Linked DNA regions of Homo sapiens: regions 1 and 3 are each linked to region 2. The links are chromatin contacts, found by Hi-C or POLR2A ChIA-PET in ENCODE. All regions are on one chromosome and are shown on one strand. Each heading gives the region's core, a stretch centred on a gene start or an enhancer-like site at or near the end of the contact. The rest is flanking DNA. Distances are from core to core; before and after follow the strand shown.

The links. Hi-C counts contacts between places; a loop is a spot of excess contacts on that map. ChIA-PET counts read pairs that join two places held with the same protein, here RNA polymerase II (POLR2A). Pooled maps may share reads with other maps.
Region 1: a map with no recorded cell type shows a loop between it and region 2 (5-fold over the local background). The contact joins the promoter of CAPN14 here to the enhancer-like site in region 2. A Hi-C loop is called at or near these places in 2 of 37 single-sample maps with no recorded cell type and 4 of 50 pooled maps. POLR2A ChIA-PET finds 5 or more read pairs at or near these places in 1 of 52 experiments (GM12878).
Region 3: a loop to region 2 is called in a map of OCI-LY7, with 3 times the contacts of the local background. The contact joins two enhancer-like sites. A Hi-C loop is called at or near these places in 31 of 168 maps with a recorded cell type or tissue (B cell, CD4-positive, alpha-beta T cell, CD4-positive, alpha-beta memory T cell and 17 more), 21 of 37 single-sample maps with no recorded cell type and 29 of 50 pooled maps. POLR2A ChIA-PET finds 5 or more read pairs at or near these places in 2 of 52 experiments (B cell and CD4-positive, alpha-beta memory T cell).

What each region holds. Positions count from the first base shown.
Region 1 is chr2:31,216,262-31,218,961 of GRCh38, forward strand. It overlaps CAPN14 (calpain 14), which reads right to left and starts at 1,254. Exons shown (of 22, transcript NM_001145122.2): 1 at 1,195-1,254.
Region 2 is chr2:30,711,756-30,714,455 of GRCh38, forward strand. No RefSeq gene overlaps it. Among named protein-coding and RNA genes, the nearest start is that of CAPN13, 94 kb to the right of the region's middle. Within about 2 kb of position 1,301, at least 2 of the 41 ENCODE cell types and tissues checked have a DNase peak (open chromatin) inside an H3K27ac peak, as active enhancers do.
Region 3 is chr2:30,336,360-30,339,059 of GRCh38, forward strand. No RefSeq gene overlaps it. Among named protein-coding and RNA genes, the nearest start is that of LINC01936, 8.9 kb to the right of the region's middle. RefSeq lists enhancers at 1-30, 891-1,080, 1,461-1,700. Within about 2 kb of position 1,377, at least 9 of the 41 ENCODE cell types and tissues checked have a DNase peak (open chromatin) inside an H3K27ac peak, as active enhancers do.

The DNA of each region.
Region 1 (2,700 bases), core at 4-2,503, 500 kb after region 2:
GTCGAGCGATCTATCACCAAACCAATTATACCACTGATAGTTACATCAATTCCATTCCTTTTCTACTGCTTGTTTTGATGGTCAGGAGAGAGATTTACAAGGGAGTTTGAAAAGTGGGAGAATCAATTCATTTAAACAAGGCTTTATTGCATGCTTCCCCATGGGCCAGGCATTGCCCTAGATGGTAGGGGTACAGGATGGATTAGACAGAATTTCTGCCCTCGAGGAAGTCACAGTCCAACGACCAGGCTCACACTCTAGAAAGGGCCCTCACTCTTCAGCATGAGGTGCCCACTCTGTGAAATGGCCAGTACCTAACTCATCCAAGAATTCTCCCCCTAGAAAGTCAAAGACACCCCTCACCCTATCAGGCCTGGAAGATGTACCCAGGCTGAAACACTTAGGTACCACCCACCAAAACATTGTCACCCTGTGCCTCCATAGGAGAGGGTTATAAGCTGAACTGAGAGCCGACTACCTCGCTCTGGAGTCCTCCAGAGCTTTGAGGAGTGATTTCCAGTGCCCATAGGCCAGCAGACCACTCAGACAAGGGCAATTTCGAGATTTCTAATCTAGGCAAGGGCCGTGCCAAGCACCACACTGACAGCTATCATTTGAGGCAATATTTCACTCTTATAGTGTGGTCACCGTCCCAGTGTGTTTTTCACATCTAATTTCATACAGGAAGTCAGCCCAGCCTCACTGCTTATCAGAACAGAGAACAGTCGGCCTCCTTGACTCTGAGGATCCCATAAGGCCTCAGTGATAAGCTGGCTGCCCCCAGATTCCTTCTCATCAGGAGGCTCAGGAGACAACTGGGATGGCCTATGTTCTGGGAAATGACAGCACCTAGCAGCATCAGTAACTCTACCAAATGACTTCGAGAGAAACCAGAGCTGGAGGGACCTCAGAAATTACCCAGGCCCAAAGATACTCCCATCTTTTTTTTTAAATGAGGAGATTGGGGCCAAAGGGCTGAAGTCTATTCCTCAAGGTCACACTAATAAGTGATGGCAAAACTGAGGACAAAATTGAAATCTCCAGACTCCAGGGTTTTTTCTGTATACACTCACCTGCAAAGCTCAAACCAGGAGAAGCAAATACCATCCTCTCACCTTCTAAACCCAGACCCTGTAGAGTCTCATAGGGCCTCTGGGCTAACTTGGACCCACCCTTGGAACTAAAGAAATTTACCTGCACAGGAGATTTTGCTTCTTTAAGCGCCTGGGCAAGCTCTAATCCCGGTGCAGTCAGAAGCATGCAGCCTGAAACCACCTCTTATATATGGGTCCTTTCTACACATGGTGTTTAGCCAAGAATTTGCGACCCCACCTCCCAGGACCTTGGTTCCTCCCCACTGTGTGTTCTCTGGAAGGGAGTGGAGTACCCAGGGCTTTGCGACTGGATTACACAAATCCAATTATTTCTTTAGAACACCATACAGAGAAAGCCTGTTTCAGTAATGCCTTAATGAGAGAGAGTTAGTCATCTTCTCACTTCCAACCCTGGGGAGGGTACTTTCAGGTGTGACCTAGAAAAGCATTTCACTGCAGGAGCACATGATACTGCTTGCTCACCTCCCCACAACTCCCAGGACACCAAAGAACCAAGACAGAGATTCCTGTACATCCCTATGTTTAAACTAACATTGACAGAAGCCTGGAAAGTATTTTCAAGAGGTGGCTGTGGGTTTTCTTTTATGGTTGTCAGAGTCTGAGGCAGCCCTCAGGGATGTTTCCTGCTAAGGAGGAAATCTGTGATTCATTTGTGCTATTGAGATCGCTCCCTCTTCCTTCCCAACCTACTTTCCAAATCCCCCATTTTGGCCATCTGGGACTCAGAACATTGACCTCCCACTGGTTGTCTCCTCACAGTTCACCTTGGGTCCCGTTGCTCCAAATCTGGTTGTTCTTCCCTTAAAGCATTTCTTAGCCCTCCTGTGGTTGCTCTAGACTTCTTCACTCCCTCCCCACCCCCACCCCCAAATCCTTCTCCTAGGTTCCCACCACCACTTGCACAGATTTCCATCATAGCAGCTTAGTTGGTTCCAGCTTGCCTGCCTCCACGCTTGCACACCTAGGATCCCCAGAACCCAGAACCATGCCTAGTACCCAGGAGGTGCTCAATATGTGTCAGTGGAATCAGAGTCCCTTGCCTGTGGAAATCCTCTGTCCTCTTCCTCCCCGCCTGCTTCTTGGCCTCTGCCTTGACTCTAATCTCTCCAACTCAATCATTTTGTGTGATTATCACTCCACCCATTTTATTAGTACTGATAAATTAACTAATATTGATAATAATAGCCAACACGTTTTGAGCACTTATGACATGCCAAGCACAATGCTAAGCACATTGCATGCAGAATCTCATGGAATCTTCACAACTTTGTGAGGTAGTGCTATTATTATCCACATTCTACAAAAAGAAAACGGAGGCACAGCATGGCAACTCGCCCAAGATAACCGCAGCCAGTAAACAGCAGAGATGGGGCTAAAGTCCCAGGGTGTCAGGTTCCACTAACTTCTCCTCATCTTTGTCAAGGAATTGTCTCCCTGCCACTGTCAAATCAAATCCAAAGCTTTCTTCCTGAGCTAAACGCTCTTTGGAGCCTTCCCCCTGCCTCATGTGCCAAATAGCCACCCTTCCTCGCATGGGTCTGAAGGTGTTATGAGGATAGCAGAAGCAGTGGATCTGGGAAGACCA
Region 2 (2,700 bases), core at 51-2,550:
TAGAGGGTGCTAGAGGGAAACTGCAAGGTATAGCAGAGGACCAGCTCCTCCTTCTGGCTCCTCCTGGACACTGCAAGGTAAAGCAGAGGACGAGCTCCTCCTCTTGGCTCTAGTGTGCCTTTTTTCTCCCACAGTGTGATTGTCCCAGCAGGGGGAAATCCAGTGGCGCTTTCTCCAGTGATTTTCCCCAGCATCCAGCAGAGGAGGCTCTTGTACTCCAGCTCCAGTCCACTGGCACCCCGGACCTTCTCCACTGCCCAGTGGTCTGCAGCCACACTCTCTCCCTCAAGGTGGGACTCTCATCCATGCTCTAACCTCCTCCTCTGGGTAATCTTCCCAGCCCTAGAGGTAGCAGGGCTACCTCTATAATAGTAAGTGCTTCCTGCACTTATTATTCCTGTATTCCTTAGAGTCCTCTTTTGCCCCTTTTAGAAGTTAACACCTTTTACTACTTCATAATATATATATTTTTTTTCTGAGATGGAGTTTTGCTCTTGTTGCCTAGGCTGGAGTGTGGTAGTGTGATCTTGGCTCACTGCAACCTCCGCCTCCTGGGTTCAAGTGATTCTCCTGCCTCAGCCTCCCAAGTAGCTGGGATTACAGCGACCCGCTACCACACCCGGCTAATCTTTGTATTTTTAGTAGAAACGGGGTTTCACCATATTGGGCAGGCTGGTCTCGAACTCCTGACCTCAGGTGATCCACCTGCTTCAGCCTCCCAAAATGCTGGGATTATGGCATGAGCTACCATGCCCGGCCTATAATTTTTTATATTACATTTTCCTTATTCAAATTGCTGGTGTGATTTTTGTCTCCTGACTGGACTCTGTCTGTTATATAGTAGGTGTTTTAAAATAATAGTTCACCTTCTCTCCACCTCCAGAAAAGCTTTTTTTTTTTTTTTTTTTTGAGTCTTGCTCTGTTGCCCAGGCTGGAGTGCGGTGGTGCGATCTCGGCTCACTGCAACCTCTGCCTCCTGGTTTCAAGCAATTCTCTTGCCTCAGCTTCCCAAGTAGCTGGGATTACAAGCTATGTTGCCACACCTAGATAATTTTCATATTTTAGTAGAGACGGGGTTTCACCATGTTGGTCAGGCTGGTCTCGAACTCCTGACTTCAAGCAATCTGCCAGCCTCAGCCTCCAAAAGTGCTGGGATTACAGGTGTGAACCACCGCACCTGGCCCAGAAAAGCATTTTTACATATGTCATTTAATGACAAGGGAAAATTACCACACACCGCCAGAAACTATGGCAGCTCTGGAGTTTGCAACCCCAACTTGAACAAATGACTTCCTCCTTTGAGGGCTCGCAGAGTGTGACCATTGCATACTTCCTGGTCATGGTCTGGGGAAAACCATGAGGAGTAAGGGTGAGGAAATCAGCAAAGCCTCACCCAGCATTTTAGTGGTGGGCATATTGGAAGGCACCAAGGTCTTCTGTAGAAACCATGCAGTACGGACAGATGACATTTGGAGAAAGACTCATAAACACAGACCAAACACGGGTGATAAGAAACAGGATTCAAGTGGCAGAAAGCCCAGCACCTGTAGTCCCAGCTACTCGGGAGGCTGAGGCAGGAGAATGGCGTGAACCCAGGTGGCGGAGCTTGCAGTGAGCCGAGATCGCGCCACTGCACTCCAGCCTGGGTGACAGAGCGAGACTCCATCTAAAAAAAAAAGAATAATGTGGAACTCAGGAAAGACTCAACAAGCTCAGCCACTATGTCCCCAGCCATGTTAAACCGTGAGCACTTGTGACCTGTGGGGGAGGTTCTAAAGCCTCAACCCATAGCTTCCCTTTCCACCCTTTGTAGTTTGTGGGGTGTACATATAGGCAGTAAAATGTGCTAAGAAGAACCCATCTGCATTGTTCTTTAGAGATATCTGAACCCTACAGACCCCAGCAAGAGGGCAAGATTCTGTTGCACAAAGTGGGCAAAACCAGGTGAACTGCCCCCTGCCACCAATAGAAAGTCAGCTCCCCCAGGCTTCTCTCTGGCTGGTTTTGTTACTTTCTCCTACCTTGGCAGCTGAAATGGAGGCAGCCCTTGGCTGTAACATCCATGGTTGATGGCCTGGCTGTGTGGTCCTGCCTCGCGGCTGCGTGGAACTGAATGTGTGGACAGGGATGTGCATAATCATCCTGGGTGGAACCCCAGGGTCCCAGTGCTGGACCCTGGGGTCCTAGAGCTGCTCCTACCTGGTATGGATATCCTGCTCTCCACCTGGGCCTAGGACTCCCAACTATAAGTCATAAGCCATGGCAGGGTCTCAGAGAACAAGGGAATTAGAAGGAAGGACTTTAGGGGTCAGGCCAAACCCACAATTGGAGAAGCTGACTAAGGTCAGACAGAGAGGCAGTTGCAAGACTAAGATTACAACCGAGGCCCTGCCCTACTCACACTATGGGTTAATGTTGCCAATTTAGCCATAGGGAGGGCCTGACTTCCGGCAAACTCCTGGCTTGCAGTGCTGAGCAGCAGGGCTGAGCAGTAATTAGTGGAGATGACCACTAGGTGTCACTGTCGCACCATTATCTGCGGCTGCACAGTGGCCAGATTTTTTTTTTTTTTTTTTTTTTTTTTTTTTTTTTTTTTTTTTTAACCTCCCCAAAACATGTGAACGCTGGCTTAACCGCCAACCTCAGGTAGGTGAAAGGGGTTTTTAATTTTCATTGTCACAAGCATCATAAAAGAAGCAG
Region 3 (2,700 bases), core at 127-2,626, 380 kb before region 2:
TTTGTTGCCAGAGTGGGTGGGGAGCTGAACCACCCAACAATGATAACATTGTTTCGCTGGATATTTATCAAATGGCCTAGAGAGGGTGGAATGCCTTTGGTAAGCAGGTATCCAAAGACAATAGCATAGGTCATACTGAAACCTATGTCCCAGGATGTAAGATGTTATGAGTATAAACCCTGATTCCTCTGAAGACATTGGAGAGATGCAACCGTCATCCTTGTAGTACCCGAAACATGGTATTCTGGGAGGTTGGGATTGAGGGGATGGAAAAGGGCCATTTGTCGTGGACTCTTCCTTTGATGAACTCATTTGGAATTACTATAGAAGACACCATACCCCATGGATACACGGTTTCCTGCTCCGGCCCCTCCTCTGCTAGCTTGGCTACTCAAAATCCAACTAATATTGACTGAATGTCTGCATGCCTGCTATGTATCTGGAACTCCTGAGGCACACTCGGGTCTTACTTCATTGAATCTTCAAAACTGTCCAGCAATTCAGAGACTCTTACCACAGTTTACGGTTGTGAAACTGAGGCTCAAAGCAGTTTGGGACATTAGTCCTGGACTTGCAGCTATTGAGAGGACAGGGTTCAAACCTAGCTTCACCCAAGGCCAAGTCCAGTGCTCTTCCAAGCCCCCTCCATGAAGCTTTCCAGAGAAATCCTAGCTGTGCCCAGCCATTCTAGATACTGTCCGGGAGGACACCTTAGAAGCTTAGGACAGCCTGGGTGATTCAGCCTAGAAGAACACACTAGGAGAATGGTGAGAGACCTGTGTTCTTGTCCGTTCTAATTTTAACCCGGTAGGTCCCTTCTCTAGATGTAGTTTTCTCATCTGTAAAGCTGAGAGAGTGGCTTTCTAAACCACTTCCTGTTCTGCATCTCCTCCCCATGACTGCCTGTGTACATCTGAAAGCAATGGTTCTGGGGCCTGAGTCTCAGTCTGATGTGTTTACATGTCCCTGGTTTCTTTCGGCCTGTTCCCCAAGAACGGTCTCCAGGCCCGCGCCCTCAGTGCCCCTGAGCTGCAGCTGCTTGCCTGGCCTCCCAGCCCCAACTGCACCTGTCCAGCCCGTGCTCTGGGGAAGTTAGCAAGGAATCAGGACCCTGGAAGGTGGCACAGGCTCAAGGTGGCTGCAGAGGAGGCAACTACAAGTGCTGCTGAGGGACCTCCTCCCGGCAGCCCTCCAGAATTACTGCTCCCCAAAGTAACTCTCAGGTTGTTTTAATGAAAGATAAATGCATGCTACCCTGTGCTCAGTTTTTATTTTCTAGAATGTGTGGAACAGTGAGGGAATTGTAACATCTTTTTTGTTTTGTTTTGTTTTTGAGTCAGAGTCTCACTCTGTCACCCATGCTGGAGAGTGCAGTGGTGCGATCTTGCCTCACCGCGACTTCCGGCTCCCGGTTCAAGTGATTCTCCTGTCTTAGTCTTCCGAGTAGCTGGGATTACAGGCAGGCACCACCACGCCCAGCTAATTTTTGTATTTTTAGTAGAGACAGGGTTTCACCAAGTTGGCCAGGCTGGTCTCAAACTCTTGACTTCAGGTGATTCATCCACCTCGGCCTCCCAAAATTCTGGGATTACAGGCGTCAGCCACCACACCCGGCCTGTAACATCATTTTTTAAAAATCAAACACACAGTGAGGTGGTGTCACAACTCCTCAGATGGCTGAGAATTGTTAGGAAATGCAACCCTGTGGCTCAGACTCCACACTCAACTGCTCTCTGGAAGCATCACCTGTGCCCAACCTCACCTCAGTAGCGGAGAATTGCTGGATCAGTATACAGACTAGCGGAGTGGTTGGGAGAGTAGGAGCCGCTCTGAAGGGATCAAGCCTCAACTGGATGCAGGAATTCCGGTGGTTTATTAGCAAGAGAAGGCACTTGGAGGTGCAAGGAGTGCAATACTGAACAAAACAGCCACAGTCCTTACCCTCGTGGAGCTTAGAGTTGTCAGGGAAGGATATGGACAGTAAACAGGTAAAGTAATAAATATATATGTAATCTAAAATTGAGAAAATGCTACAAAGGTCAGAAGCAGAGTGTGTGATGGAGAATAAGGGTGTTTTTGGGTTGGAGAGAGGGACTTCCACTGAAGCAATGTTGTCAAGGATGATCCATTTGAAGGGGTAACATGTAAGCTGAGAGCTGAAAGTCAAGGAATCAACTGGGCTACAAACTGGAAAAAGAGCCAGAGGCAAGGCCAAAGGCCCCAAAAGAGGGTTCAGCAAACATTCGGTGCAGGGCCAGATAGTAAATACCTTTGGCTTCATGGTCCATCAATCTCTGTCATGCCTGTGTTCCAATAAAACTTTATTTATAAAACAGAAGCAGGAAGTATTCTGCCAATTCCTGCCCTGAAACAATAAAGCATGCATTGTGTGTTAGGAAAGAATGAGGCTGGCTAGCCGGGCCAGGGAGGAAGGGGAGGGTTTCAAGGTGAGGTGGAAAAGACAGGAGTGAGGTCATGGAAGGCTTTGTAGAACATGGAAAAGACTTCGGATTTATTGTAAAAAGCCACTGCAGGGTTTTAAAGCAGCCAAGAGACATGACTTGATTTATACTGTGAAAGATTACTCTGGTTACTGTGTAAAGAAAGAACTGGAGAGAGGAAAGGGAGGAGGCAGGAAGACCCTCTTGGAATCTACTGTAATAGCCATGGGAGAGATGCTGGTGACCCGCTATCTGGTGG